2 separate regions of the Homo sapiens genome follow, and region 1 is linked to region 2. Evidence: read pairs that join two places in POLR2A ChIA-PET (ENCODE). Cell type or tissue: PC-9. All regions are shown on one strand. Each heading gives the region's core, and the rest is flanking DNA. Links, peaks and the distances in the headings are about the cores only.

The links. ChIA-PET counts read pairs that join two places held together with the same protein. Peaks named below come from ENCODE experiments on the same cell type or tissue, not always from the same donor. Only the 100,000 strongest peaks of a DNase experiment are listed, where the experiment ranks them.
Region 1: POLR2A ChIA-PET joins it to region 2 with 16 read pairs; 4 of 35 experiments call an interaction of 5 or more read pairs at or near these places.

What each region holds. Positions count from the first base shown.
Region 1 is chr1:58,799,151-58,815,609 of GRCh38, reverse strand. All of the region lies in intron 1 of JUN-DT (JUN divergent transcript), which reads right to left. It overlaps LOC101926907 (a long non-coding RNA gene), which reads right to left and starts at 1,170. Exons shown (of 2, transcript XR_246327.5): 1 at 1,098-1,170; 2 at 1-342. RefSeq lists silencers at 49-248, 10,419-10,713 and enhancers at 1-685, 686-1,682. In PC-9, for the core only: no CTCF peak of the experiment used is centred there; no DNase peak of the experiment used is centred there; H3K27ac peaks cover 157 bases.
Region 2 is chr1:58,918,471-58,934,929 of GRCh38, reverse strand. No RefSeq gene overlaps it. Among named protein-coding and RNA genes, the nearest start is that of LINC02777, 23 kb to the right of the region's middle. RefSeq lists enhancers at 11,986-12,485, 12,486-12,987. In PC-9, for the core only: no CTCF peak of the experiment used is centred there; DNase peaks (open chromatin) are centred at 5,049 and 6,209; H3K4me3 peaks cover 743 bases; H3K27ac peaks cover 2,609 bases.

The sequences.
Region 1 (16,459 bases), core at 4,381-8,380, 120 kb after region 2:
TGAGTGATCAGTGGAGAAGGGTGCTCATGGGTGGGGACTCCGACGGTCTGAGCCTGGATTTCTTCCACCTGCTCCTCCTTTTGGCCCCGTGGCTCCCCGGCCCTGCGAGAGGGCTGGGGCGTGGCGGGCTCCGAGCCTCCCGAGGCCTGCGTAGCGGCCGTAGCACCAGTTCCCGCCTCCCCCGCGGCCCGGCGCTGCGGGCGGGACCTGCGGCGACCTGTGGGCGGAAGTCTGTGGCTTTATTTACACAGAGGGCAGCCCGTGGAGGCTAGCCTTGTAAGGACGAATCGCTGGCGGGCCTGTGGGGGAGGCCAGGAAAGGCGGCCTTCGCCTGATAGGAATCTGTGAATAAATAAATACGTGAATGGAAGAATGCATTGAAATTCCCTCCTAGGATCACAGAAACGCATTCCAAAGGCAGCCTCAGAATCCGCCCACTCGCCCCCATCCCATTTGAGGATCAAATGATTCAAATGAGTTATTGCCAGGCCAGGCCTCCTGCCTCCCAGACCCCGCCGTCCTGGGGCTGCCTTTGGGGCGCGACTTCAGGGCTAGGAGTGAGATCTTGGGGCTAAACAAAGGGAAAGGGAACCCCGCTTTGCTCAGCACCTGCCATGTGCTAGGCACCTTTCCTATGTCACTTCATTGACTTTCATTCCCACGACGCTTTGGGGTAGGCACCGTCTTCCCACTTTCGTCTGGGAAAACTCTGGGTCAGATAGAAGTCACTCGCCCAAGAACAAAAGCGTGTGGGTGGAACAGCTTGGATTCAAATACAAGTCTGTCCTGAGCGCCTTTCACGCCACCGCGGGGCCCGGAGGAGGCGCAGGGGCCAGGAAGAGAAAGCGCGCTGGCGAGGACAGGGGAGCGGCGCGACTGCCCAGCTGCGTTTCCGGGTACCACCCCTTCCCGCGGTGTCCTTCGCTTGCCCGCTGGATCGCCAAAGCCTCTTCCAGCTCCACCCGTCAACTCATTCGCCGCCGCCCGGCCCGCTCACTCTCCTGATTTAGCAGCCAGAAGCCCCACGCCCGGTGACCACCGACCCAGAGCCCCTGGTCATGTCATAGCCAAAACCAATGTAGTCCTGGAGGACTTACAGGTGCACCCAGGGTGCGTATTTCTCCTGCCTCCACCTGAGTCCCGGCTCCGCATCCGGTCCTGGAGCAAAGGAAACTAACTGGTCTAGGCGCCTCTTTTCCCGGCAGGGCCCCACCCACGCCCACCCTGCCGAGGCCCCAAACAGGTTTCTTCACTTTCCCTGGCCCAGCTCCTGACCCGGGGCAGGAAGGAAGCCGGTTGCTCAATGTGCTGGAGGCTAGTTTTGGTTCTCAGGCCACCTATTGACCAGCCAATCAGTCAGGTGGGCCCAGCTCAAGCCACCCTGCAGGTACAGTGACTTGAGCACCTAGGACCACTCAACAAATCCTTAGGGGTCCTCACGCAACACAACACGTGGGCTCTATGTGCAGCCTGTGAGCGCCAGATCCCTTGGGAAAAATGAGCTGGATGAAGCCGGCCACCCCAGCCCTCTGGGTCCATCCTGCAGGCTTGCCCCAGGGCAACACACTGACCTCTTGCTGGGCCTCCATCACACATGCATCCACTGACCTTGGAAGACTTTCCAGAAGCCCCAGCTCGTTTGCTTTTAGATCTCTTGGCCAAGAGGACAGCATGGGCAGAAAATTCAGACAATGACAGGAGGAATTTATTCACAAACATTTACTGAGTGCCAGCCATTGTACTAGACCCTGGGGATACCAACGCAAACCAAACAGTCCCTTCCCCCACGTGTCCCCATCTAATGAGGAGTCAGGTAACAGGTCATTTTAAGAGGATGCCATGAGCCATTTCCCAGAGTGCATCTGGAAGAAGACCCTGAGTTGGTGGGGTGAGGAGTAGGGAGGCATCTGGAAAGACTCTCAGACTTCAAACACTGCCCCTTTCCTTCCTTCTTCCATCTTTCTACACTCATTTCTGGAGTACTGCATCAAGCTAAGAGCTCAGGGAGCAGGAGGTGGTTTTCAAAGGAGAACAAGTCATGGTGTCACAGTGTTGTGGTTAAAATGCCAGCGCTCCAGCTACAGCCACTTATTCTGTGCCTGTGGGTGATTCACATAATCTCTCTGACCCTTGGTTTTGCTATCTGTATAATAGGGATAATTGATAATATCTACTTCACAGAACAAGGCCCAGCCCAGGGTAGCCATTAATTAATGTAGTCTTATATTATTTTGTGGTGGTTCACACTTTTCTGTTTCTTACAACAACCCCATGTGGCTGACAGCACAGGTAACCTTATACCCATTTTACAGATGAGGAAGCCGACCCAGACAAATTAACGCAATGGTCCATGTCTGGTACATTTCAAGATCAGGATCCTGGGGAGGGGTGGCCTCCTGAAATAGGGGGATATTATGACCTTCACCTGCCCTCCCTGAAACCCCAGATGACTGGTTGAGGCTGAACTGTCTGGGGAACTTCCTCTGACCTAAATCCTGTCGGCTATACCCAAACACCAGCCAGAAGATACAAACAGCCACACCCTCACCGTTTTTGCCCCAACTTGTGCTTCATGCCAGGGGATTTCTCTTTCAGGAACTACATTTAAAAAGGGGGGAATTATATGATAATTGGACACCTACTATGTGGCAGACATTACACAAGGCATGCTTGTGTGGGTTATTTTATCTCATGTGAGCCATGTTATGTGGACAGGGAAAAGAGGAGGATGATGGAGGAGGAGGAAAGAATCGACTTGTTCCAACTGCTCTCCATAATAAAACTTCATTCAAGTGCATATAACCCTGAGTGTTCTTTCTAACATGCAAATGTGATCATACTCCAACTCTCTTGCTTAAAATTTCCCAGTAGCCTCCCTCTGTGTTCACAACAAAGTTGACACTGCACAGACATGCTCAGCTAGCCACATCGTCATATCCACTGTGCGCTCTGACCTCCTGGCCTTTGCACATGCAGTTTCTTCTTCCTGGAATGCCCTTTCCAGCTCCCCACTTCCTTTCTTACTTTTACTTGGTTAAATCCTATTCATCCTTCAGCCCTCAGCTTTAAATGTTGCTTCCTCTAGGAAGCCTCCTTGTCCACTCAGACAGGAATAGGCCCCTGCTACATACCATGCTCTATACATACTATTCTGTGTTGTATCTGTTTAATAGTGTCCCACTAGGTAATGAGCTCCTTAGGGTCAGGAACTATGTCCTCTTCCTGTGTCCTCAGCACTAAGCATATTATGACTCCTAATAGGCATTCAATAAATGTTTAATAGATGGATGAGAAGAGGTTGAGCATAAAAATTATCCCCATTTAACAGAAGAGAAAACCAATCCCAAAGAGGGGGGAAAATGCCTGTCTAAGCTGGTTAATGAATGAGTTACGCCTCTGTAAATCCGCTCAGCATTGTTTCACTATTTCATTTATAATGAAGATCATGCAAACTTGTAAGTTCTGATCTAAATTGTTCTTATCACTATCTTTCAACATTGCACAGAAATAGGACCTGGGTCCTAATAATGTAATAATTATAAATACTGATTATCAGGTCTATAGTTAGTCCTGGGTCCTGATTTTAGGTGTCCAAGACACATTATACCTCATGACATCTTTCAGATGCCACCACTGTGATGTCTCTTCAACAGATGAGAAAGCTGATTCAGAGAGATTAAGTGATTTACCCAAGGATCCACAGCCTTCAAACCCAAGTACTCTCCAACTCCTAAGCCCAGGTTCTTTCCACCTCCCCATCCAGCCTCCTGACATGGCTTGGAGCCAACTCTTTTGTGACCTCACATCCCATCTAGGCCTCAGTTACCCCTCTGACAGGATACAGATGAGACCCCACAATCTCTATGGGTCCTCTGGGCTTAGCCCAAATGTCATACAAACACTGGCATTTTTCCCTGGCCACTTTTCCCTTCCCCCCTTCAGTTCCAGCATCTGCATGGGCTCCACCTCTGGGGAAAAGACCTGGCAAGTGAAGCCATCGTTGTTCCCAGTAAGTGGCCACCTTGAGAACCAGGCAGGTAGGGGCAGATCCTCCCATCCACAGGTGTCTCAACAAACAAACTATTTAGCAATTACATACACCCTTTGCCAGAGCTCCCACAGTCTTTCTGGACTCCAAAGAACTGCTCCTAACTCTAGGGTTACTGCAAGAGCTTCCTTCAGGTGCTTGTATTGATTTATTCATTTAACAAATATTTGAGCACCTATTACATTCCTGACATTGTTCTTTTAACTAACGACATTCCCCTTGGAGCCCTGGAACTTCTTCAACTATCTGAGATGAGGAAGTTCTTCCAAACAGTCTTATACTAGACTAGAAGTTCCATGAGGGCAGGGGCTACGTCTGTTTTGTTTGTTATTCTATCCATTACCTAGCACTGTGGCTGACATGTGGTAGGTCCTCATTAAACATTTGTTAAATGACTGAACAGGTAACTATTAAATGATCCATTTATCTCCTAAAAGTTGCATCTAATCCTCTACTTTGAGAAAACAGTCATGGCATTATGGCATTTAGAATCAAAAGTGACCATTGAGGGAAAAAAAAAAAAAAGAAAGAAAGCTACCCTCATTCCCCCATTTTATAGAAAGGAAGCCCCGGAAAGAAGAGATACTGAGTTCAGGGCAGAGTCTGGAGTACACCTCAGGCCTCTTGACTTTGGCCTAAGCACCTTCTCTGAGTTCGGACATCACTCCAAAACCCTAAACATATTCTCATCTCATTCTCACAGCAGCCGTCTGGGGCAGGGGAAGAGGAAGGGAAGCATTCCCTTTGCCAAATGGCAGAAGGGAAAATTGAGACTCAGAGATGTGAAGTGGAGTGGCTTCCCAACCCCAGGTCACACAACCAAGCATCTCAGGATTTCTCCTCGTTAACAAATGCCCATTCCACCCATCTCCCTCCCCACTGCTCGCTGCTTTCACAAGCCTTAAAAGAGATGTGAAAGGACAAGCCCTAGAATTGCAAAGACCTTTCTCTTTGTTATTCATTCCACTTCTGGGAGGTTTGGTTAATCTATCCGCCCAGTGCAAAAAATGAGGTCCATCCAGACACTCATAATTGCTATATATTCTTGAAGGGGGCTGGTGGCCCAAACACTTATCTCCAAAGCCAAATGTTCTCCAGTGACACCAAGAACATCTTTTCCCTTCTATGATGGCACTAGGTGAGCAGGGACCAGGGGTCTTTGGGAGACTATTAGGCCTATCTCAAACCTCAGAGGGCCCTCTAGACTCCATACACACCAGGTCTCTCTGACTACAGGCTCATCCAGGCCACAGGTCCCTGCCTTCCTTATCATGGCTGGTGCCACCTCAGCAGCCTTATACTATAGTGATGGGTATGGGGGAGTGAGAGATATCTTGAAAGAGGCCAGGTACCTTAGGAAAAGAAGAAGAAAAAGGGCCAAACGAAAGCAAGAGTAGCAATTGTACCCTCCGGACAATGACACATGAGTAACCTGGAGTGGAGATTTTTACCTCTGGGGCAAAGAATCTTAGTTACTCAGGAATGAAAAGATAATGCCTTTCTTTTTCTAAAAGAGGAGAGGAAGGATCAGTATGCTGTCATCCTATTTCATGATTAGAGATAATTTACAACTATATTAAAAGACAGAATGTCCCACCAATAACTTTAAAATGCCAGTGTGACTTGCTGTTGAACAGCACAGGGCAGGAACCCCAGTGCTGCTCCACACCAGCTGAAGAATCTTGAACAAATCGCCTGAACTTCCTGAATCTGTCTCCTGGGCTGAACAGTGGCACTAATGGGCAAGGGTTTGTGAGAATTAAATGATGTCACATATGTAAAGCACCAAGCACCATGCCTGGCACACAGGAGGTGCTAAACAAATATTGCTTTTTCTTTTTTTTCAAGAATTGGGAATGAATTATGCTTTGGAAATCAAATAGTCATGGAAAAACCTAGGGGCCCCCCAGTAAAGTAAAGTTTCACCAGGGCTTAACAGACCCATTTCCCAATAGTTTGTTCAAGGACAAGCCCTCACACCGTGTGACTAGCCTCCCACACACTGGGTTTGTATGCTTCCTTTCCTGTTCTCCTTGAGCCAGGCCTCACCAGCAAAAATGCATCTAGCCACTCAAAACGCCCTCATTACAACTCACCCAGCAGGATTCCCACATGCCTGTTGGCATGTGCACACATATACTAAAAATGCATGCAATGTGATGCAGCCCGATAAAGCGCGTGGCTCCCTTCCACATACGTTCAACGAACGGTATAGCAGAGTGGAAAGAGCAGGATTTGTGGGACTGGATGGGTGTGGGTTCAAAGCTATTTCCTTCTTTTAACAGTGGTGTGATCTTGAGCAAATCTGTAAATCTTGGTCCCCTTCCTCCAAAAGATGGTAATTATAATACTTAGCTTTTAGTGTTGTTCTGAGGATCAAATAAAACAATGTGTATAAAATAATGGTCTGATATGCTATAGGTGCTTAAATATATTTATTGCATAAAATGCCAAGAATTTGAAATGAGAGGAGAGAAGGGAGAGCCTAGCACTGAGCTCACCTTCTGTAGGTGTTTTACCCAGTGAAGTGGTCTCTTCTGTTTCCAGCCTCCTTTGGGGCTATTTGCCTCTGACACTAAGACTTTGACCTTAGCTGGTCTTGCTCTGCTATTAGGCTGTTTTTTGTTTTTTGTTTTTTTTTTTTTTTTGAGACGTAGTCTCACTCTCTTGCCCAGGCTGGAGTGCAGTGGCCAGATCTCGGCTCACTGCAAGCTCTGCCTCCCAGGTTCACGCAATTCTCCTGCCTCAGCCTCCCGAGTAGCTGGGACTACAGGTGCCTGCCACCATGCCTGGCTAACTTTTTTTTGTATTTTTAGTAGAGAGGGGGTTTCACCGTGTTAGCCAGGATGGTCTTGATCTCCTGACCTCGTGATCCGCCCGCCTCGGCCTCTCAAAGTGCTGGGATTACAGGCGTGAGCCACCGCGCTCGGCCTAGGCTGTTTTCATTTTGCCTCAACAGACTTGACATCACACTGAAAGTGAAGGGCATGTTTCCCATCTACATCCCCCCACCTCCATCCCAAATGCCTAGTGCACAGCTGGGGACAGCAGGGACCCTCAAGGAAGACGAAGGGACTTCTTTTCACCTCGAAGCTCTTTTCATGCCCTCATTCCCGCCCTCCTTCCCCTGCCTCTTTGGGCCTGGTTGGGTAAGATGGCCAGCAATGAGCAGGAAGAGTAGGGACAGAGAAGGGTATAGGAGAGCCACTCCAGATGTGGCTGGCATTTTGAAATGGAAAACAAAACCAAAAAAAAAAAAGCATTACAAAAAGAGAAACTCCCTCCCCTCCTTCCCTCCTCATTCATCTGTCAAAATGTCATATAAAGAAGGAAGAAGATAAAGTGAAGCAGTCTATATCTGAGACAGATTGGAATTTTAGAATTATATGGGCAACTATTTTGCATAATGCAGAGAGCTTTTTACCAGCTTTGTCCTATTTTACCTGCACACCATCTTAGTGAAGAAGACATAGCTAGTCCACTCTCAGTAGTGAAACTGAGGATAAGGAAAGTGTAGCCATTTGCCTGAGATCATACAAAAAGGAAATACCAGATATAGAGCTCAAAACTGAGCCTTTCTACCCTAGATCCCATATTCTTTCTGTTATGAAAGCCATTTCTCCACAGGACAAAGAAGAGAAATTCCAAATGATTAGGCCATCTCTCCTCTATTCTGCCTGTACTCTGACAACCTATACATCTGGAAAACCTAAGCAGTATATACACAGGGCTATTCACTTTGTAATCATTCATCAAAATGCACCTCTTATGACTTGTATGCATTTCTGTATATATGTTATGCTTCTTTTTTTAAAAAAAGGATCAAATAAAATTCTATTAGAAAATCACTTTTCTCAAAAGACCTTCTCCAATTTTTATTTTTAACATACAGATCTAGTCATGTCACTCCCCTCCCTACAGTCTTTCTATGGCTCTCCATAGCTTTCTGTGGTTTTCAGCATCCCATTCAATCTGATCCCTTGTGCACCTCTCCAGCCCCCTACATAGTGCAGAACCTATACAGGCCAGCCTGTCTTTCCTCCATTCCTTCTTCCTAGAACCATTCCCGCTTGGGCCTGGCCAGCTCCTACTCCCTCAACCTTTAGGCCTTGGAAGGGATAATACTTCCTGCAGAAAGCCCTCTCTGAACACCAGCCCCGAGGTTGTAACTCAGACCTGCTAATGCCCATCGCATCAGGGGTCTACTTCTACCACAGCTCCTACCATGCTCAACAATAAATGTCCATTTCTCTGTTCATTGAAGCAGTCTGTGAACTCCTTGAAGGCAGAGACTGTGCTTCCTCATTTCTATCTCCAGCACCCAGCATAGCAGGGGCTCAGTGAATATTTCTGGATCAAAAAATTAATGGATCAACCCCCTACTAACCACCTTCAAATAAGATTTGTCTTACAAACTCTACTTGAAACTTTTTTTGTTCATCTGTGTGTGCTCTTCCTTTCCCTAATCTGAAATTCCTGGAGGCCACTGTAGCTGGGTTAAATTGGGACCCCAAAAAAGATGTCAAAACCCTAAACCCCAAACCCCAACACTTATGAATGTGAACTTATTTAGAAATAGGGTCCTTGCAGATGTAATTAAGTTAAGGATCTCAAGATGAAAACATTTTGAATTTAGGGTAGACCCTAAATCCAATGATTGGTTTCCTTATTAGAGAAAGGTGAGGGAGATTTGAGACACAGAGACACACAGTAGGGAAGATCATGTGAAGACAGAGGCGCGGAACGGAGCTGTGCTTCCACAAGCCAAGCAACACCAGGAGTCGCCAGAAGCTGCAAAAGGCAGAGAGTGGATTCTTCCTTAGGGCCCTTGGAGGGAGCGTGGCCCTGCCAACATTTTGATTTCAAATGCTTTGCCCTCTAGAACTGTGAGCGAATACATTTCTGTGGCTTTAAGCTACAAAGCTTGTGGTCATTTGTTACAGCAGCCACAGGGCACCAATAGCAGCAGTAACTATGCCTCTCGCTGGCTTGATGCTCCACCCACCCCTGAATCTTCCACCTTGCTGTACGCATAGTAGGGCCTCCATAAAAGCCCTTGTGAGAGACTGATTAGGAAAGGCCTTGTCATGAGCCATCCTCTGTTTTCAGCTGGGTTGCCTATCCTAATGGTTAACCAAAGCCAAAGAAAGTTCATGAAGACAGCACAGTCAGGTGCATCAGTTAGCATGGCCGGTGACTAGCATCTATTGAGTGCTCACCCTGGGCTAGACATTCTACCCATGCTGTCTCACTTAGGCATCTTTCATTCAACACGTTATTGAGCACCTGTTTTCAAGTAGGTCTATTCTACAAAAGAGGAAACTGAAGCTCAGGGAGGTGGGGTAACATGCTTGAGATCTCACAGTAAACAAGTGGTGGTGTCAGGACTGGAACTTTGGACTCCGGATGTTATTTTTCACTTTTCTAAGCTACCACGGTTTACGACATGAACAGAATTAAGACAGAGAACATGAAGGGAAGGGAGAAAAAGGGTGGAGAAGAGTGATTCAGTGCTGGCAGACATTGTGCTTTTGTTTTCATAGTCTGGGAGCAATTAGGTAGCACACCTGTGACTTTCAATTTGTTGTGGTGGGGCTAAATTTAAACCTTGAGTCATCTTTATCCGTAATCGATATGTATCTATATGAGCAAAATTAATCATATTGTAAAGCTGCCATGGGAATTCTAGACAACATCACAACTATGGTACAAACCACAAGCATGAAAGCCAGGCACGCCATTGCTGCAGACGAAACAGCGTTGGTCCCAAAGGTATGTGTGTGAAGGGCCCCTGAGCAGCCACCTAATTCTCCTCATCACCCTGGTCTGGTTAAGATAAAAGTTGATCAGTGACCCATTCAGGCCCCAAATCACCTGGAGCGTCAGTGCAGGCTCTTCCGTGCCATTTCATAAAGGGGACACACACATTCACAAAATCCAGCAAATATTTATTGAGCACTTACTGTGCTCCAGGTTCTGGGGACACAGCAGAAAACAAAACCAAGTCTGCTCTTATAGAGGTCACGTGCTGCTCAGGGGAGAGAGAAAATAAATAAGTAAATGAATAAGTGTCTAATATGCCACTGATAAGAGAAAAGAGGAAAACTAAAACGGAGGACTGGGAGTGCTTGGGTTTTTTTTTTTAATATTAAGTCATCAGGGAAGGCCTTTCTGATATGGTGCCATGTGGGCAGAGGCCTAAGGAAGTGAGAGGATGAAGCCTACAGATATCTGGAGGAAGAGAGAACTATATATGTGTGTGTGTGTATGTGTGTGTGTATATATGTGTGTGTATGTGTGTGTTTTTGTGTGTGTGTGTGTGTGTGTGTATATATATATATACACACAGACAGATGTATATATTTATAAAAGACCCAAAGCAAGAATGTGCTTGAATGTTCCAGTAACAGCCAGAAGGCCTTTGAGGCTGGAGCAGACTGAGCTAAGAGGGAGGTCAGGGAGTGCCAGAAGACAGGTCACACAGAGCCTTGCAGGCCATGGTGATGAGAAGCCACCGGAGGGAGTGGCACAGAGGAGCAGCAAGGTCTGGTTCAGGTTACAGAAGGACTGCCCTGCATGGAGAATGAAACAACAGGGACAGATAGAGGCAAGGAGACAAGTTAGAAAGCTGCTGCCACAATCCAGGAGACAATGGCTGGTGACCTGGACAGAGGGCTTCAATCACAGTAGATAGAAGCTGACCAAAAAGGTAAAAGAAAGGAAAGTGTTATGAAAAGGGAGAAGGAAAATAGTGGAAAGAGGGAAAAATGGAGTATGAGACAAAAGAATGTATTTTACATATCAAACAAGAACTGAGTCACCAATTATTAAATGTAAGACCCTAGGATGGGAATAAGGGGAAAAAGAACCAACCTTCGCTGGATCCCTCCTGTGTGTTACTGCTGCACCAGGTCTCATGGGTCCCACCTTGTGGTATCGCAATCATTTTAGGTAGAAATCAGGAGCCTTGATTGTGTAAATGAGGAATCTGAGGTCCAGAAAAGGTATATAGTTTCTGTAAGGTCAGACAGCCAATATGGGAGTGCTGGAATCAGAATCGAGTATCTAAGTCCAAAGCCTGCTCCTTCCAAACCTCATTCTGGCTGAGTGCAGAAAAGTGTATAGACATAGTTCCTGTCTCAAAAGCCTCCGTGGCATAGAAGAACCTCATGAGATGAGAATTGTTATCATCCCTATTTCTAGAAATGAAAAAACTGATGCCAGAGAGGTTAAGTGACCTGCCCAAGTCATAGCAGCTGGTAAGTGACCGAGCCAAGATTCAAACAAACAAAAAAAAAAGATTCAAACCCTGGCCTAGCTTCATATATCTTAACTACTACCCTGTATCATCATATGATGTAGTTGTTCTGAGCTTTAGTATACAAGCTAAACTTTATTTAAACTTTATTTATAGACAAATGGCAGGTATAAAAGGAACCAAATCATCTAAGTCCACTACTACTCTAAGTCTTCCTGAAGAATACACACACACACACACACACGCACCACACATTTATTGACATATATACCTACACATATAGATATGGGCACACCCTTAAAGTACATGAATACACAACATTCCAAAGTCAATTACTTCCTAAATTATCGTCTGTTATCTGAGCCTCTGAAAATTAAGTCATTTACCCAATTATGATGAATTGCCAAAGCCACCTTGTCCATTCCCAACAAGTAGACAGAGGTGGTCTTGAAATTACTTATTTAAAAATCAACTGGAAAACTCTGTTAATTTCTTTCAGAAACTAAGGGAAGGAGTGGAGGTCGGAAGGCTGACATCTCAAATATTCATCCTTTACCAATAGAGAACTCCACAAAACACCAGCTCCTAATGCCTTGCTTGTTCTCTGGAAATACAGACTCGGCCTCACTATAATTCAGTTCTAAACATTAGAAAGACACTGTCTTCTGTTACGAGATGCTGTCGTGTAGATAAATTTGTGAAGACTAAATGTGTCCACTGATAGTCCTGAGTTCTAAGCCTGTTCCCACCTGCTCCTAGCTTGCTATGTGACCCCAACATGGTGACTGTGTACTCTCATAAACAAAGTAAGAATAATATAATTCCTATTTCTTGAGGAATCATGAGGATTATAAAAGATCCCTTAAATAAAATGTCAAGCACAGGGTTGATATTTAATAAATCTTCGGTTTCCCTCCCGATTCCAGTAAAAAGGCTGTTAGAGGGCAAAGTTCATAGTCTTGACCTTTTCCCTACAGGGTAGAGAATCACTAACTCCCAACCAATAGAACCTGTAATTACTATCCTTGGACACCACAGGAAGGAGTTTAAAAAAAAAGGCAGATGTTTTCATGCATAAAGACAGGCCCAGGCATCGTTACCACGTTGCTAGGTGTTGTTAAGCCACCCACCTAGCCACAGAGTGGGCAGCAATTAATGTAATTAGCACAGTGATGAGTGTCCTCCACAATGATAAACAGCTCAGCCCTGCAGAACTTGACAGACCTGCTGCTCCCCAGGCTCCTGACCCTGAACTTCCACGTGGGGAGTGATGTAGTGTAGTTTAGTGGAAAGAGGCCAGGTTCTGAGTCTCATGGAACCAGATATAAATCCTGTCTTTGCTAATATCTAGCTGTGTGACTGAGGGCAAATCACTTCATCTCTCTGGGCCTTAGTTTCCTCATCTGTCAATGGGGTTATTAATATTCTCACAGGGTTGTTATAGTTACCTTCATCATCATCATCACCATCATCATCATCATCATCATCATCATCACAGAAATTGCAAAGGGTGGAGAGCAGGAACAGCCCATTTCTTTTTCTCTGGTTAAACTCAGAGGACAAACCTCTTATTTGATGGCTTTAGGGAAACAACTAGAGTTTGGGATAGAAAGAATATTGACACCCAGAAAAAAAGGAAGAGAAAACACTCCTTGATTTGATTAATTACTTATAATGTTATAAATAATTAACACAAGTGTTATCAGAAAAACTACTGCTTACATAAAACAGAGGCAACACAGCAATCTGGTAGCTGGTAATACAAGCATGAAACTTGCTGCTAAACTTTGGATCTAGCGATTCTGTTTTGAAAATTAACACCCTCAAAAAAGAAGTAAAATAAGCCAAAGGTTATGATTTCTCTCATTCTCTCTCTCTCTCTCTCTCTCTGTGTGTGTATGTGTGTGTGTGTGAGATGAAATTATTGATAATCATTAAGAATTCACTAATTCATCCAATTGGTAGTTGCTGAGTGCCTGTAGGTACCAGATAAAGACCTTGAGTGTGGACAAATACACAGACACACACACCATTAGGATTCATTGAAATGAAGGCTCTGAAAAAAGTCTGTAAAAGTAGAGGGAATCAAGGGAAGACAGGAACCAATAGGACTACTGCTAAGCAAAACTGAAGCACTGTTTCTGAGACTGACAAGGAAATCAGCCATATGGAGTCTTGGAAATGTGCATGTGAAACAGTGTTAAATGAAAACAAAGAAAAAAGAAAAACTGTCTCAGCACTCTGTGAATGTCAGAGCTAGAAAGAATCTCAGAGAACATTCAGTTCAGCAGTTCTCAATCCTTTTCATGAAGACCTTGTGGCAAGTGAGGCTCACACAGCCTAACAATTCAGGCAGAGATCAATTAAGTTCTGGGTAATAATAACAAAAATTCCAAGCCTATAGCTGTCACTCCACCATTTTCTCTTTCACCTGAGACAGCTTCAGTATACCAAGGAGTGAAGCTATTAGAGGAATAACCTTGAATCCACTCTAATTTGTTTAATAAAATAGGGCTCTGGAGTCCACACTGCATTGAAAGCCAGTGATCTGGCACAAGTCTTCAGCAGTGGAGAAGCTGAGGCCCCAGGTGACCTATCTCTCTGTCATACTAGCACATACATCTTGCTCAATTGGTATTTGTTGAATAAGTATCCGTGAATGAGCAGGCAAATGAGATGATGTGACCAAGGTTACCCAAAGTGCATATAGCTGGTACCATATACTGAATAAAACTTAGGGATTGGAACCCAAATGCCCATCAATGATAAACTGCATAAAGAAAATGTGGCACATATACACCATGGAATACTATACAGCCATAAAAAATGAGTTCATGTCCTTTGCAGGGACATGGATGAAGCTGGAAGCCATCATTCTCAGCAAACTAACACAGGAACAGAAAATCAAACACCACATGTTCTCACTCATAAGTGGGAGTTCAACAGTGAGAACACATGGACACAGGGAGGGGAACATCACACTCCAGGGGCTGTTGTGGGGTGGGGGGCTAGGGGAGGGATAGCATTAGGAGAAATACCTAATGCATGTAGGGCTTAAGACCTAGATGATGGGTTGATAGGTGCAGCAAACCACCATGGCACAGGTATACCAATGTAACAAACCTGCACGTTCTGCACATGTATCCCAGAACTTAAAGTCAAAACAAACAAACAAGCCAAACCACCTTTAAGGATTGGGATTGAATTTAGACCAAAGTACCTAGAAATGTCTATTCTTATATTTCCTTTCTTAAATTTTCTCAAGCCTAACATAATAAATGAAACAATGGCCTAGCCGACATAGTGGTGCAGAGTTCAGCAGGCAGGACAGAGGGGCTCATGGTAATAACCTGACATGAGTGCTAGAATCATCAAGATATGGGAGGTAACTGCCTGGTCTCCAGTATGCAAAAGCCCTAATGGAGGACTGCACATAGAGTGACACTTTAAGTGGCAGTCAAGGAACAAAGATTCTTTTAATAAAACTGGCCAAGCACAGACCCCACAGGGCAAAGGCCTCAACACCTGATCATTGTTGGTGGCTTTTTCCTGCCTGTGACCATTCCCATCTCTCCTCCAACTGTAATGCCTCTCTTACACTACCCTCCTTCTGCCAGTTTCAGTGTTTATACCATTTATCTACATCCCCTCCTCAGAGAGGCCCTATCTGATCATTCTCTTTAAAAAGGTTCCCAATGTTATTCTTCAAAATCAGAGGATATTTAGAGATCTTCATGATCCATAGGCACAATCATTTGCCAACTCTTTGGTCAGATAATGTTTACATATTCAACTAGTTCCAGAGCTACACCCCAGGGAAAACATAGTTCTAAGTTATAGGCAAGTCTCACCCAGTTCTTTGCATTCATAACACACATTGCTTCTTGTGATTTTATATTGATTTGTTGACTTATTGTCTCTATATAGCAGTTATCACACTAGCAATTCCTGTTAATATTTATTGGGCATTTACTGTGTCAGGTACTAATCTAAGTACTTTACATATCAATTAATTTAACATTCATGATAACTCTCTGAAATAGGTTGTCATGAGCCTCATTTGACAGCAGAGAAAACTGATATCCAGAAAGGAATTTCACCAAGTTCATATAGTGAGTAAAGGAAAGGGTCAAGTATCAGACTGAGGAGATCTGGCTTCAGAGGTTAAGCTCTTAAACTACAGGCAATATGGAAGCACTGTGAAGACAGATTTCATGCCTTTTTGCTCACCACTTTATCCCTAGGACCTTGTCTAGCGTCTGGCATGGAATAGGGGCTCAACAAATTGGAAGGAAGGGAAAGGAAGGGAAGGGAAGGGGAGAAGAGAGGCAGGGAAGGAAGGATGGAAGGAGGAGAAAGGGAGGGAAGACAGGAAAGAAGGAAGGAAGAAGGAAGGGAGGAAGAAGGGAGAGAGAGGAAAGAAAAAGGGAAGGAAGGAACAAAGAAAGAGAGGATGGGAAGGAGGAAGGAAGAAAGGATGGGAGGAAGGAAGGGACAGAGGACAGGAAGGAAGGACAGGAGGAAGGAAGGAAAGAGTTTGGGAGAGAGGAAGGAGGAAAGGATAAGAGGAATGAAGGAAGGCAGAAAGGACAGGAATGAAGGAAGGGAGGGAGGACAGGAATGAAGGAAGGCAAGGAAGGGAAATGAAGGAGGGCTGAGAAGGAGGCTGTTCTGTGAGCCCCATCATGTCCCTCTCCTGGATAAAGTAGGGTTGGGACCCACTGAGCAGTTCCCGTGTCACGTGGGACCAACAGAGATGCAGGAGATAGTACTGAATGAAACACTGTCCCTGTCCCAGTAGTGTCTCCATCCTGGCCTCATGGTGGTCCAGTGGATCTGATGCCCTCAATGAAGTCTGGAACTTCTTCAGTGGGTCCTGGATTTTTCTCAACTTACAAAAGGAAGTTCAACTGTAATGCAAACATTCTGCTCTGGGGCCTCTGTGCTGGGCCCTCAGAGCACATAGAGGAATATGACAGAGCCCTCTCTCAAGAAGCTCACAAGCTAGTTAAGAAAAGGAAACCTGAAACCAAGGAGGGGAGTGGATAGTAGCCTGGTCAGGCTGGAAAGGGAGGGAGGGACAGAGGGAGAGACTCATGTCTCTCATTGAATTCTGTTATATCTCTGAGAGTCATTGCTTATTCTGCTCATGA
Region 2 (16,459 bases), core at 4,330-8,329:
CCTGTGGGCAGCCTTCCAACAAAAGCCTATTCAAACTGACAAATGCTCTCAAGTAAACCTTTACTGTCTGCCAGACCCCGCTTGAGCCTCTAGGTCCAGAAAAACCAAAGAGGCACAGGGTCTCCCTTCCATTTTTTGTTAATTGTGGGAAAATACTCATAACATAGTATTTATCATTTTAACCTTCATAATTGTCCAATGCAGGGACATTAAACACATTCACAATGTAGTGTGAATCACCTCTATCTACATCCAAAATTTTTCGTCATCCCCAGCAAAAAAACTCTTTACCCATTAAACAAAAAAACCCACCTTCCTTCCATTCCCCCCAGCCCCAGGTGACCTCTATTCTACTTTCTGTCTCTAACCACATTTAAAAAGAATGTTTTTGGCCAGGTATAGTGGCTCACGCTTGTAATCCCAGCACTTTGGGAGGCCAAGGCAGGTGGATCACGAGGTCAGGAGATTGGGACATCCTGGCTAACACAGTGAAACCCCGTCTCTACTAAAAAACAAAACAAAACAAAACAAAACAAAACAAAACAAAAAAAAACCACAAAAAATTAGCCAGCTGTGGTGGCAGGTGCCTGTAGTCCCAGCTAATCAGGAGGCTGAGGCAGGGGAATCGCTTGAACCTGGGAGGCAGATGTTGCATGAGCCGAGATTGTGCCACTGCACTCCAGCCTGGGTGACAGAGCAAGACTCCATCTCAAAAAAAAAAAAAAAAAAAAGAATATTTTTATTGTGGTAAAATATACATGACCTTAAATGTATCATTTTGACCATTTTTAAAATTACAGTTTAGTGTCATTGAGTACATTTGCACTGTGCAGCCATCACCACCATCCATCTCCAAAACTTTCATTTTCCCAAAGTAAAATTTTGGACCCCTTTCCCCCAGCCCCTGGCATCCACCATTCTACTTTCTGTCTCTGAACTTGACTACTCTAGCCTCCTCATATAAGTAGAATCATACATTATTTGCCTTTTTGTGTCTGGCTTATTTCATTTAGCATAATATCTTCAAGGTTCATCCATGTGTAGCGTGTTCCCTCCTTTTTAAGGCTGAGTAATATTCTATCATATGTATATACCACAGTTTGTATATCCATTCATCCATCAACGGACACTTACTTGTCTTGCTTCCACCTTTTGGCTGTTGTGAATAATGCAGCTTTAACATGAGTGTGCATTTCTCCCTATCTTTGAGCCTCTTGTGGTCTAATGTGGGGGAGGGACATGTAGATCCACCTTCAAGTTGCCTTCAATGAGCTTCTGTTTCCTCATCTGTAAAATGAGGGTCATGTGGGAATTAAATGAAACAATGCATGACTTAGTGCAGTGCTTGTCACACTGTAAACATTCTATAGATATTAGCTCTTGCTGCAGCTACAGCTGCTATCAGGCAGAGATTTTTCAAAAGAAGAGAGGACTGGAAATAGGATGTTTATCTTGAGATCTCTGATAAACATCACATCAACCTACTCTCACAAACATCCTGGCAAGTAGGCCTGAAGATCTCGATTTTCCAGACAAAGATACAGACTCAGAGAGGCCCTCAACTATGAGACAGAAGAGGTGAGCCTGCAACATGGCTTGCTAGGGCTTCTTACTTTGTCAAACTGTGTGAGCCAAGACAGAAAGGCCCAGGGGAAAGCAGCAAATAAAATCTCCCTTGAATGCAGGGCTGTCCTGGGGTAAAGCAAACACACTTGTCCCAGGCAGCTGGAGGAAGGAGCTGGGAGGGCAGATTGAGGAAAGGCATTACACAGAGGCAGGAGCACAGCCTAGGCAAAAGCCTAGAGGTAAGAGGTATAGCATCTGCAGGAGAAATGGCAGGATGCCAGTCAATGAGGTGCAAAGGGCGTGTGCATGGAGGGTGGGGCCAGGCCACAGAGGGCATTGCAAGGCGGACCAGCCCAGTCCAGTTCCTGGGCCTGAGAGGGCTCTGAAGAAATGCCCAAGGTGGCATTTCAGGGAGATTAGTCAGACTGATTGGACAGACGTGCTTGCCTTGCAACACTTTCCTGCCTTCAAACCACAAGCAGTATTTTAAAAATTAATCTTGTGTCTTACCAATATTATGTACATAGTTCAAAAAGTCAGATAGTTCTACAAAGCCCATTCCCCAGCCCCATTTCCCTCCACGCCCAAATCTTACCACCCAGAGACAGCCACTGTTCAATATTTCTTCCAGTATTTAAGTCCGTGCTTCTAAATATTATGTCTACATGTCTCTTTCTTAATTTTTTCATTAGTTATATGGCCTACTGACTTTCCATTACAAAAGAGAACGACTTAGCTCTCTTCTGTCATGGAAACACTTTACCTTTCCCAACTTTCCAATCTAGATATAACATTCCTTTTGTTAGATTAGTTTTTATAGCATTGTGACCACATAAATCACAGCTAAGCCATATTGTATCATGATTAAATTTTTGCTTTTATATGACTTATTCTTTTCACTGAAACTGCTGCCTCATTTAAAAAAAAAAATCTATTAGCTTTATTTCCTAGGTACACACATCCCTCTCCCCTCAGTGAGAAATTTAAGTCTGCTCTCAGAATCTTCAAGCACATCAGGTAATCAAGCCATCCATCTTGCTTCCTTCTGGAGCTCTCAGTGGTCCTGTTCTCACCTGGATGTTTGTTCTCTGTCTGCTGCCAAGATGTAGCTGTCCCCCGGATGTGGCAAGGGCATCCCTGACGCCAGACAGGTGAACATCATTCATCTATAGATTTTACTCAGAAAACACCTACTGTGTGCTTCCAGTTGCCAAAGAGGTCCCATGCTGGAGGCTGGAGATGCAGAGGTGACTTGGATACAGTTTTTACCTTCGAAGGGCTCTCAGCCCAATTGGGATAAATACAGTTAAGTGATGGGCCAGAAGTAAGCCTGGACGTTATGGGAACTCAGCCTTTGGAAGAGCCAGGAGTTATGAAAGGCTTCCTGTAAGAGGTGATGCTAAATGAGCCTCGGCTCGTTAGGAGGAGTTTTCCAAGTGTTATGGGATCAGATTCCTGGTAAGAGAACATTATGTGCACAGTCACGGGAGCATGACAAGACATGACTCCTTCTGGAAATTGTAAGTAATTAATTAGTGATGATCATGTGGGAGGGTTCCAGTCGAGGGGTGGGCAGGGTCCTGTGTGCCAGGTTAAGGGACCTGAGGGCAGTGGGGAGCTACTGAAGGATTTTAAGAAGGGGTGACATGGTCAGGCCTGCATTTAGAAGGGCTAGTGAAGGGGACATTGAGGTCTAGCAGAGGATAAAAAGGCCTGAGCTAACACTGGCACTGGGAGTGAGGCATGGGGCTCAAGATACCTTTTAAAGAAACCAAATGGACTGGACTTGGGGACACAGGGGATGTGGGGATGACCGATAATTCCCAAAGGAAAAAGTGTTTCGATTCCACATATGTCTCCTGGGAAACCTGAAGGTACTCTAGGCTGGGAAAGCTACTGGCCTCTTGGGGTATTTGGGGACCAGACATGCTAAGGGGGTGGATACCCAGAGACTAAAGGAACAGGACCCGGGCCTAGGGTCTCTATAAATTGGAGAGCAGAAGCAAGACTGAAAGACCATGTGGTGGAAAGGGTTGGTGCAGCCTGATAGGTAAGACCATGAGCTCTAAGCTCAGGCAGCCCTCAGTTTAAATGCCAACTCTGTCAACTGCTTGTTGAGCCTCAGTTTACCCATCAGAGAAATGGGGATCATAATACTACCTACCTCATGGAGTGGTTGTGAGGAATAAATGAGACCTTATCTGTAAAGCACCTGGCATGATGCCTGGAACAGAAGAAGTGCTTCGTTTTGTGTCTTCCTATTGTTGGTCTTGGAGAGTAAAAACTGCTTCAAAGATCAGGTGACATTTGAGGTGATCTCAGAAAAGGAGTAGGCAGAGATGGCTTCATGGGCAGGCCCACAGGGCCATGAGCACAGAAGAGCCCCATACATGATTGAATGTTCTGCTCTACCATCTTGAAATTCTCAACGATTTTTGAGCAAGGAGCCCCCCATTTTCATTTTTCACTGGATGCTGCAAATTCGCTAGCTGTGCTGTCATAGGAGACCATTCGGCAGAGAAGAGGAGGGGAATGCTTTTGAAGCAAAGGGGCTTTAAGTGTGCAAAGACACGCTGGAACTCAAGGCTCAGCCTGTTCTGAGAACAACCAGCACGAGTTATGATGTTCCTAGCTGGAGAGTTGTGTACGAGGTAGAAGCTCCAAGTGGAAAACAGTGAAAGGCCTCAAATGCAACACTAAGGAATCTGGCTGTTACATATTGTATATGTGGGGGGCTTCCAAACATTTCAAATCTGAAAATGTTAAGGTCATTGATGTTCAGGCAGAACACTGGTGAAACTGGAGGTGGAATGGTGTGGAAAGTGTTGTGATCTGTATTTTATAGAAGAGAAAACTGAGTCCTAGAGAGGTGATATGAGCATGGCTGCAATATGATTTTCACAGGCCCTAGGCAATTTTGCCTATGTGGACTCCTTTCTCCAGAAAAGTGTGCATGTATGTGTGTGTGCGTAAAATTATACTTTACAACTACATTGACATGAAGACAAAGATCTTACTATTCTATAAGAAAACATTTTCTTATAGACCCAAGGTGCTGTGTCTGCTGTGCTGAACAAGTAAGTCATCCGGGATGTCAGTTGCTCTCTTTTCAGATGTTGTAGCCAGGACTCCTGGACCTTTCTGGAATGGGTGGGAAGTCCTGTTTCTCCTCAAAGGGAATGCTAGCTAGTCCCAAAGGTCATTTCAACTGGGGCCTTCTGTGCCTCCAGGGACACTGTGTTCCAATCTCCTACAGAAGGAACTGAAGTTTGTCTGGGTTTGGAACTGGAAGGTGGGGCTGACTGACAGGTAAAGGAGACAGAGTTGTGAATGTTCTGGGGTTTGGGGAGAAATCAAAGGTCTCATATCTGCAGATGTTTGCGACTTTGCCCTTATGTCACCTACAGCTTCAACCCCAGGGACTGGGCTGCCTACCTACTCCACCCACGGGGAGGGCGGGGAGGCTGAGTCAGCGGCGGCGGCTGAGGATGTCTGGAGAGGAGAAAGATCACTGTCTGTCTGTCTGTTGGGGTTCCAGAGAAACCTGTCTGGAGAGGGGGAAGCATGCAGGCCTTCCTTTGCACGTACGTCAACTGCTCACGTAGCCAGGAGAGTCGACAGAGGTTCTAGAAGGATAGTCCCTGCTTTACCTCCTTCCTGAGGCTTTCCTTAAAGATCTTCACTGGCCTTCTCTCCCTTTCCCCCTGAAACCCGGGACAGTGACAGGATGGCCTAATTCATGAGCTTCAGTCCAGTCCTCCCCCTCTCCCAGCTTTGACTACTCATGTACCTGGTGGGGAGGGAGAATGGCAAACAAAAGAGAGCATAAGGAGGGCGGAGGGACTATTTGGGAAAGAAAAATAGATCTGGCATAGCAGTCCCTTTAGGTCTCAATCTTCAAACCTGGGCTTTCTCTGGGCCCAGGGGTTTATGAGTGAATGAATGAATGAATGTTCAACCTTTCCTGGTCTTAGAAGTCACCCCACTGTCTGTCCTCCAGTTCTTATGGTCAGGAGATACCCAACTGCTTCTAAAATAGGAAGGAAATTGATCAGAAAGGAAACCTGCAGATAAATTTGAGTGAGAATTATTGAGACAGTTCCTACCTGATTACCTCTATTTTCTCTACAAAGGCTGAAGGTTTGGTGGGATGACAAATAATAGGAATCGCTACTGCATAGAGGAGAAGGGATCTGACTGGGAATTTGCAAACACATTACAGGGCAGTGTGTGGCCCCTGTGATTTTGGTGGGTAAGAGTAACAGCTAATGTTTCTTGAGCAGTTATTATTGTCCAGGCACTGGGCTTAGTGCTCTGTAGACGTGACCTCTTTGGTCTTCAGATGCACCTAAGAGGCAGGTGCCCCAGTCAAGATGAGCCAGGTCATACTACAGGAATTACAAAAAAAATTCTAGGTGGCTGCAGACACAAAGGTCTATTTCTTGCTCCTGCTCCATGCATCCATGAATGTGGCAGGGGGAAGAGGTATGGCAAGTTGCAAATCCGAGAAACCAATAAGGTTTGAAAGACTGGGAAGGAACAGAGAAAGGGGTTCAGAGTCTGGAATTCAGGAGGAGGTCAATGAGTCAGTCTGAGGAGAGCTCTGAAAAGATAAGAGGGAGGGGTCAGAGTGAGACCCAGCTATTTGAGATTTCAAAGGTGGAGCAGTAGCCAGCCGAGATGAAAGCTGGGTGCGGCTCTGAGTATAGGTGGCTGCCGCGGAATAAAGCAAAGGTCCCTGGAGTTGAGGAGGTCGAAGGTGGGAAAGAGGGAGCCACACTTCTAGTCTTGGGGAAAAGGGGGTCTGGAAGGATGCAACAAGCCCCTGGTGAAGTACAGTGTAGCTTCTTGGGTTATAAATTTTACCAGGACATGAGATTTGTAAATAATGTTTTAATAGCCAAACCTGGGAATAAAATATAAGATTTCAAAAAAGTGTGTGTGGAGGTCCACATGCCTCTACCGTGGAAAGCTGGAGAAGCACTGGGTTTGAGGGGGCCACTTACCCGTCATAGATGACAGCAAACAGGAGGACTAGAGATGCAAACACCCAAGGACCAGGGTCTTTTCTGATTTCCATCTAATGATGATAATAATAAGAGCTAACAGTTCATGAGAGCTTATTACATGCTAGGCACTGTCCTAAACACTTTAGGTGTATAGCTACTTCAGTCATCTCATGATGTCCTGTAGGGACATACCATTTTTATTCCCATCTTACGAGATGGAAAAAGAAGCCTAGAGGAATTGTGTAAGTTGGCCAACGTGGCATCACTAGTGTAAGTCGCAAGTGGGATTTGAACTCAGGTAAACCAGCTTTAGAACCCATACCCTTAAATGCTGCACTAGTGGTTTTCCAACATGGGTAATCACTAGAATTGCCTGGGGTGGGGTGGGGTGGAGGATTTGTTAAAGCAGGATGTTTGGTCCCTCCCCTAGAGTTTCTGATTCAGTCAGTCTGGAGTGGAGCCCAAGAATTTCCATTTCTAAGAAGTTCCCAGGTGATCATTGAGCAGCTGGTCCCAAGGCTGCACTTTGAGAACCTCTGTTCCGCTTCATACCACCTCGCAAATAGACACACACACCTTCTCTTAGTGCATGGCAGATCCAGCATCTCTTTCCAGATGTGATTACCAAATGTGTGGCAGCAGGTGTATCTGTTTCACAGGAGGGTAGAGGATTAAGGTGTAGGTAGCATTAGGGGACATAAAAGAAGCTCAGTCCTGCTTCTTGGCTTTGAGGTGTGTGGAATATGAAAAAACAAACCATCTCCATGGGGACAGCAAAGTATACAGGTTCCACTTCAGATCCAGAGACAAAGGCATGCAGAGAGGTGAGGTTTTAAGTGGAGTATATTTGGCACAATACGGGGATACTACAGGGCACAGTAGGAAGAGGGAGCAAAGAAGACAGCAGCAATGGGAAAAATGAGCAAGAGTTGGATGTGAGTGGGGTACTGCTGAGGGAGACAGGAGTTGTCTAAAGAGAGCAGTGCTGCAGGAAAGAAATGCAGACAGGCAGTCCCTGGAGATGTTCCTGAAGTTGTTGCTCTCCAGTCCACTTTCAGAATCTTCCCAGCGCAGAAGCTGATGACAAATAAGATAGAAACTGATGCCCAAATAGAAGTGAAAGAGCTTGAGGCTTCTCAGGGAAAAGGAAGAGAAAGAAGTTCAGAGTGAGTCAAAATCAGGTGTTGGCCTCTGCAAAGCCAGCTTTTAAAAGCTTAAATGCCCTTCCCATTCATTCCTTTGCGTGAGTGTGTGGGCCACTGCAGTTTCCCACCCGCCATCTCTCCTGCAGTTTGTGGTCCAGCTTAATTAAGAGTTCTGCTGGTCCATTAGTGTCGTTCACCTCTCTAATTGGGCACCAGCTGTGTTTTCTCTTGACAACGACTCCTTTATGGAACTTCTAAAATGCATTACATGAAAAAACATAACTGTTTCAGGGTTATATGATTATAAAACCAGGAACACTTGTTTTCTATAGAAATGAAGAGTTCATCTTTCTATGTTCCAGAAACTGTTTTTTGAAAAATGGGGAGGGGGAGTATTGAAGGGCGAATTCTCCATTTGTTTATGTTCGGAATATGAACGCTGATTGTGGTTTTGCATAATCACAGGTGTTGGTGCATAAAGACTTGGGAAGTTTCCTGGCAGAAAAGTGAGACTTGAGAAATTGAACCATGAATGGCTCCATTTACGAACAGCCACCGATGATTGACAGAATGACTATTAGTAGCTAATATTAGCTGAGCTCTTCCTATGGGCTTAACCCTATGCCAAGCACTTGACATAGATTACCTTGTTTAAACCTGGCTGTTGCCTTATGGCCTTATTAGATGGGGGCAATTACTTTCCCCATTTTCACAGATCAGAAAACCGAGTCCAAGGAAGATGAAATAATTCATGTTTAAGGTCACACAACTCAACATGCAGTGGCTGAAGTGGAACTGAAACTCAGGTCTGTCCCATGCCAAAATTCCTTTCTGGTTCTCTCCAACTAAACAATGCAATTAACTGGTGGAGCTAAAGTGCTCTGCTTGCAACAATTGCAAATATCAACAACAATCTCCCCTAACATTGGTACAGAGCTTCCAAGTCACCAAGTTCATTTATGTTTGCTGCCTCATGTGATATGACAGCCCTGTTGGAGAAACAAAGCAGTTACCATAATCCTATATTACAGATAAGAGAACTGATCTAGATTCTCAGGGCTAGATTACTTAACCAGGCACACACTACCAGTAAAGAATGGAGTCAGACCTTTCTAATTCCTAATCCAAATCTAGTGTCCATATCGCTACTTCCTACCCTCTCCCAATGTAGGTTTCTTGCTGAAGAAAGGGAAGATAGACAGACAGATAGGTAGGTAGGTAGGTAGGTAGACAGATGCATAAATAATAGATGAAAGATAGATATTTCCAATTATTCATTTATTCATTTGTGCCTTTATTCATTTAATTAGCTATATTATATTTTTAATTTCCCTATCCTGATCACTTATAAGTTTATTTAGTTGCTGCCTGTCACCCCTCCTTGGAATGTGAGCTCCATGAGAGCTGGCCCTTGTCCCTCTTTTTTTTTTTTTAAATCAACTTTTATTTTAAGTTCCAGGGTACATGTGCAGGATGTGCAGGTTTGTTACCTAGGTAAACGTGTGTCATAGTGATTTGTCGCACAGATCAACCCATCACCTAGGTATTAAGCCCAGCATGCATTAGCTATTCTTCCTGCTCTCCTTCCCCTCACCCCAACCCCGATAGGCCCCAGTGTGTGTTGTTCCCTCTCATGTGTCCATGTGTTCTCATCTTTCAGCTCTCACTTTTGTAAGTGAGAACATGTTGTGTTTGGTTTTCTGTTCCTGTGTTAGTTTGCTGAGGATAATGGCTTCCGGCTCCATCCATGTCCCAGCAAAGGACATGACCTTGTTCCTTTTTATGGCTGTATAGTATTCCATGGTGTATATGTACCACATTTTCTTTCTAATATATCATTGATGGGCATCCTTGTCCTTCTTGATAATTATATTTCCAGGTCCCCAATAATGCCTAGAACTTAGAAGATTCTTAATTAACATTTATTGTTGAATCCATTCAAACAACTATTAATTAATTTGCTCAGTAAACGTTTATTAAGTATCTACTATGTGCCCGGCACAGTTAGGTCTGAGAGATACTGCCCTGAAAGAGACAGGTACAGTTCCTACCTCCATGGAGCTTTCATTCTAATAGGGAGGGGAGATTTATTCACAAGTAAATGAGATCATTGCTGCTGATTGGGATTTGCATCATGTGGGGCTTACCAGAGTGATGTGATAGAAAGTTTTTGTTCTAGAGCTGTTCACATGCTACTGAGCCAGACCTTGCAGCCCCCGAGGCAGTTTCCATCTCACATGATTAGTAGGGGCTTTACAAACTCAGAGACAATGCAGTTAACTCAGAGTGGGAGGGATTGGGTGGGGAGGAATCAGGGAAGGCTTCCTGAAGAAGAAGCATCCCAGTGGTTTTAAAGACGACTAGAAGTTCTCCGGGAAAGGGGTGGGGAATATTCTAGGCCTGTGCAAGGACAGGTGGCAGAAGGCCAGTGGGCACACTGCAAGGGGTGACTGAGCCTTAGTGTGAGGTGGGAAGAAAAGAGGTGAGGGAGACGGGCATGAATCAGGTCCAGAAGCACCCTGTTAGGATGGTTAGTTTTATGTGTCAACTTGACTAGGCTATAGTACCCAGATATTCAACCAAACACTAATCCAGGTGTGCTGAGAAGGTATTTTGTGAATATGGTTAATACCTAAAATCAGTTGACTTTAAGTAAAGAAGATTGTCCTCAATCACATGAGTGGGCCTCAGTCAGTCCATTGATAGGCCTTAAGAGCAAGACTGAGATTTCCCTGAGAGAGAAAGAATTCAGCTTGTGAACTGCAGCTTCAGCTCTGCCCAAGAGTTTCCAACTGGCTGACCTGCCCTGCATATATCAGAAATGTCTAGCAAGATCCCACAACTACAGAAGCTAATTCCTTGAAGTAAATCTCTAGATAGACAGATAGATAGATGATAGATAGATAGATAGATAGATAGATAGATAGATAGACAGACAGATAGAAAGAGAGATAAGATGGATAGATTAGATTATATATAGATTTGATAGATAGGTGGGTAGATAAGATAAATAGATAAATTAGATAGATAAGGCAGATGATAGGTAGATAGACAAGATAGATAGATATAGATAGAAGATAGAAAGATAGATAGATAGATAGATAGATAGATAGATAGATAGATAGATAGATAGAATCCTAGTCTCTTACTGATTCTGTTTCCCTGATAGACTCCTTCCTGACTGATACACATCTACCTAGCTAAGAGACTTAGACTTCATCATTAAGGTGATGGGAAGGACTCATGGAGGGTTTAAGCAAAGGCGCAGCATAACCAGATTTGTGGGGGTTTTTTTTTGTTGTTGTTGTTTGTTTGTTTGAGATGGAGTCTCGCTCTGTCACCAGGTTGGAGTGCAGTGGCTCAATCTCAGCTCACTTCAACCTCCGCCTCCCAGGTTCAAGCAATTTTCCTGCCTCGGCCTCCAGAGTAGTTGGGACTATAGGCACACGCCACCATGCCCAGCTAATTTTTGTATTTTTGGTAGAGACAGGGTTTCACCACGTTGGCCAGGATGGTCTCGATCTCTTGACCTCGTGATCCACCCGCCTCGGCCTCCCAAAGTGCTGGAATTACAGACGTGAGCCACCGTGCCCAGCCTGTGTTTTTTAAAAATAGCTCTGGCTGCAGTGTACAGTGCATTGGACGGGGCAAGCCTGGAGTCGCTGGGAGACCAGGTTGGAAGCAGTTGCCTGAACTAAGTCATGGCAATGAGAACATCCAGAAAAGAGGGAATCAACTCAAGTGATACTATGGAAGCAGAATTGGCAAGACTTGGTGGCCAATTGCAAAAGAGGGTGAGGGAGAAGGGAGTTACAAGGAGCCCCAGACCCTTGGACATCTTGGTAGAAGCAGGGTAAGTGCTATAAGAGCAGGGACTATGTCCTCTCCTTTGCTGTAAACTTTACTCCTTGAACAGTACCTGCACCTGGAAGGTGTTTATTACACATTTACTGAATGAATGGCCGTGCAATTCTCTGAGATCCAGATCACGGGTTGGATGATTGGGTGGTGAGGATGAGGAATACACAGTGCAGGAGAACCTCCTTTCTCCTCACTCCATATACTCTCAGAGTGACTTCGGTCCAGGCTTGTGGTATTAAGCACCCTGGGAGTATACAGAGTGAGGAGAAAGGAGATTGGGGACCGAACCTTGGAGAAATTGCAGCATTTAAGGACTGAAGGAAGGAAAGGATCCCTTAGAGGAGAATGAGAAAGTGGCCAGATGGGGAGGAAGGGAATCAGAGGCCACAGAGTCAGAGAACACACCAGGACAGAATGCTCCCACTGCTGCTGAGGGGTGTCATTTAGATTTACAACAGTGACCTTGGGCAGGGCGGTTTTGTTTGGCATCAAGGGGACAGAGGCCAGACTGCAGACATTTGCAGAAGGCATGGGAAATGAGGTAGAAGAGGCAGTGTCTCCAGTGGTTTCTCTCAACCTTCCTACCAAAGAGTTGACAGACAGCTCATTACCACCTCATTTTAAAGGGCCTGAAACTGAGGCACACAGAGACAAAGTTGGTTCAAAGTCATCAGCAAAGGGGAGTTCTGCTAGAAGACCACAGCTGTCCAGACCGCACACTACCTTTTATGACTTGGCAGGATACAGACTTTGAAAGAATGGTTGTGCAGGGTGGGGCCCAGGCCCTGTACCGGCTGATCGCTGACGACGTGCAGGGCAAGAGCCTCCAGGGCGTGCGAGAACATTTTCTCAAGGGGAACCACCTTCCCTTGAAACAGCTTGTTCTGCTGAGTTGACAGGAGAGAGGAATGGGGACTCCTCAGTCCCGGGCCTTGTGCCAAAACACGGAGCAAAGGCTCCGGGGAGGCTGGGCCTGGCTGCCGTCTCCCTGGGCCCTGTGTGGGCCATCCCAGCACCTCTAGCCTCTCAGGGCACTGGAGTGAGGCCGCATGTGTCAGATTTGTTTGTTTTGAACTAATATTAAAAGAGTACTTACTATGGGACAGACCCGATATTCATCATTTTATGTACTCGAATTTACTAAATCCTCATTACATTCTTTAAGGAATGTATGCTGATTGTCCTTATTTAAAGATGAAAAATCTATCCCAGAGAAGTGAAGTCACTTGCCCAAGCCTTCACAGCTAGTTCTGTAGGTGGGAGAGCAGGGATGCTCAACTTTTGAACCTGTGGGGTGGACAAATATTTAGCCTTGGAGTGTGGGTTCAAATCATCCCCAGACGCAGGAATAAGGATCCAGGTCAGGTCAGGCTTCCCTCTCTGGCTCTGGGACCTTGGGTAAGTTACATCACTTCTCTGAGACTCGGCTTCCTCATCTGTAAAATGGGAGACATGTTGCTCACCTCACAGGATAAAAGAAAATGTTTTTAAAGTATCTCATGGAGAGTCTCCAGTCTAGGGTGGGTGCTCCATGAAGGTTAATTCTCCTTCCCCCTCTTTTTTTCCCCCCAATAAGCTTTGGTCCAAACCAGTATGTTGGAAGATTAGGGCAAAAGAACTGGACTGTGAATCAGAAAAAAGCAAGAGTCTAATGCTGCTTCTGAAGCCTAATTATTTATTTTGAGCAAGTCACTTTTCCTTGATAGAGCCTCAGTCAGTTTCCTCAGCTCTAAAATATGGGAAGATCAGCTTAGTCCAGGATGGCATTCAAGCCCCAAGCACCTCCCTCCATGCCTTTGCAGGCATCACCAATTGATCATGACCTTTTCCACCGAGCCAGAGTAACACCCAAGAACTCTTCTTAGTAATGACTTCCTATAGGTTGTGTGTAATTCTTCCAGTAAGCAATTACGCCGTGGGTTAAATCACCATATTTCAAGAATGTACTTGCTGAGATGCAAATCCCTCTGATAAAGATAACATATTAATCTTGTCATCTATTTGCATTAGTAAGGATAAGTTCATATAGGAGCTCCAGAAAGCACAGGTAAGTTTGTTGTTGCAGTTTTGTGTTTGGGGTTTTGTTTCATCTTAAATCGGGTGGGGTATAGATGAATAAGCCTGGGATAGAGGATTGATCTGTGCATCCAGAAGAAAACAGGGAAAGGGACAGTTATCGAGAGGAAGTGACCAGTAATCGCAGTATACAGATGAGAACACTGTGCTGGAAAATGAACCAACCAACTGAATTAGCTATTTTCACAGCTAGTAAATGGCAGAGTTGGGATTCAAACCCAAGCAGCTCCACCTCCAGAACTGACAGCTATGCCATAAATGCAGAATCCATTTATTTAGTCCAAAAGTTATTACTGAATGCCTACTCTGCACCCAGCACGGTTTTTAAACCTGGGGATGCAGTAGTGAACAAAATTGTCCAAATGTCTTGCCTCATGAAGCCTATAGTCTAGGATCACATTGACTTGGCACCTGTTATGTGCCTAGTGCTTCACCAGCACTGGAGACAGTGAGGCCCAATGTCAATAGCTCTTCTTGGCAGGAACATATGTTTGAATCTTAGCTCCACAGCTTCCTATTAGATGAGGGAAGCCATTCCATCACTTTGCTCCTCAGTTTCCTCTTTGAAACATAAAAAGAGTAACAGCTACTTCCAAGGATTTCTGTGAGGTTTAAACAAAGCAATATTTGTAAAGCACACAGTATTGCAAATTTGGGATACTCAATACATTGTAACTAGCATTATTAATTCTGTATCCTCTTTTTTTATTTTATTATTATTATACTTTAAGTTTTAGGGTACATGTGCACAATGTGCAGGCTAATTACATATGTATATATGTGCCATGCTGGTGTGCCGCACCCGTTAACTCGTCATTTAGCATTACTGTATCCTCTTAACAGCTATATGAAGTACGTACTGTTTTCTCCATTTTGCAAGAAGGCTATTGAGTCTTTGAGAGTTTAAGTTTCAGAGAGGTTAGGTAACTTACCCAGGGTCATACAGCTAACCAGTGGTGGAACTGATATTCAAATCCAGGACTACTTGACTCCATTGCCCAAATATAACACTGTGGCCACATTTTTTAAATTCACAATTGGAGTAGCTGCAAGGCAATGGCAAACCATGTTCCTCTTTGGCGTCTTATGCAACAAACCATATGGACCCTCAAGCTCTTACATAACTGGCCCAATGCTAACAAGAGGAAGTTTAACAACAACACAAAAAACAGATCACATTCACAACAGACCACCATATGTTCTCCCATCCCCTGACAGCAGCCATCCCAACTCCTACTCGGGCGCCCACAGAAATCTTCTCCACAACAACAGTTTTATTCCCAAGTGACTCAAACGATTGATGCCTTTATAAAAAGAAGGGGCAGCAGGGAAGAGTCTGCACTCCTTCAAAAGAAATCAATCTCAGTAACTCCTCGGGAAAGCCCAGAAACCTTCAGCCTCTACTTGGCCTTTTCTTGGAACCTGGAAGCTTCTGTGGGGACGGCATGGACTCTGAGACATGGCAGCCCCCTCACTCAGAATGAGGGAGGCCATGATGATTTCTGGTTTCTGTGTTTACAAGCCAGATAGCCTGGGTTGTTTGGGTCACCCGCTTCACTTGCTCTCAAACTCTTACATACTTTGGTGTTCTGGTGCTCAGCTAGAGAGTCTCAAGTTTGCTGTAGGCTTTCTGGAAGTGCCACTTCTGGAGCTGAACCCAATTCTGGAAGGCTGGTTTGACTGTGAACATCAGGCAAGGGGTACCTGTCCATGCCTCCAGGCCAGGCACCATCTTCGTCCTCTATGTATAATGTTATGCCTAGTCTCCTGCTTCCTTCACCGCCTCCCGTCCATTTCCCTGCCCCGCAGCCAAAGCAATCCTGCTAACATGTGAATCCACTTCTGTAGTGCCACTGCATAGATCATGTCCACGTGGCCCTGTGCAGGCAGGATAGCCTTCACGCTCCTTATGGCCCCTGTGGTCCTGCATGCTCTACCCCTTCACCTCCCTTTGGCCTATACCCCTGGTCCTCTAAGCTCCAGACACATTAGCATTCTTTCCATTCTTTGTGACTGTACTTGCTTTTCCTTCAGCTCAGCCCATCCATCCATTCTCCTTCTGCTCACTCCTCATTTGTTTTGTTTTGTTTTTTAGACACAGTCTCGCTCTGTTGCCCAGGCTGGAGTGCAGTGGCATGATCTTGGCTCACTGCAACCTCCACCTCCCGGGTTCAAGCGATTCTCCTGCCTCAGCCTCCAGAGTAGCTGGGACTACAGGCACACACCACCACGCCCAGCTAATTTTTGTATTTTGTAGTAGAGACGGGGTTTCATCGTGTTGGCCAGGATGGTCTCTATCTCTTGACCTCATGATCCACCCGCCTCGGCCTCCCAAAGTGCTGGGATTACAGGCCTAAGCCACTGCACCTGGCCACTCCTCTTTTTTTGAATCTCAGCTTAACTGTCACTCTTCCTTCTCTTTTCCAACAGTTTATTTGGAAAAACTTATTTTTCCGAATAAATAAGTTTGTTATTTAGAAATAAATAAATAAGTTTATTATTTGGAAATAAATAAAAAAGTTTATTATTCTTTTTCTAATTTTTTTTTCTTTTGTTTTGGAGATAGAGTCTTGTTCTGTCGCCCAGGCTGGAGTGAAGTGGTGTGATCTCAGCTCACTGCAACCTCCGCTTCCTGGGTTCAAGCAATTTCTGTGCCTCTCCCTCCCCGATAGCTGGGATTACAGGCTCCTGCCACCTTGCCTGGCTAATTTTTTGTATTTTTAGTAGAGACGGGATTTCACCATATTGTCCAGGCTGATTGTCCATGTTGTCCACCGTGTTGTCCAGGCTTGAACTCCTGAG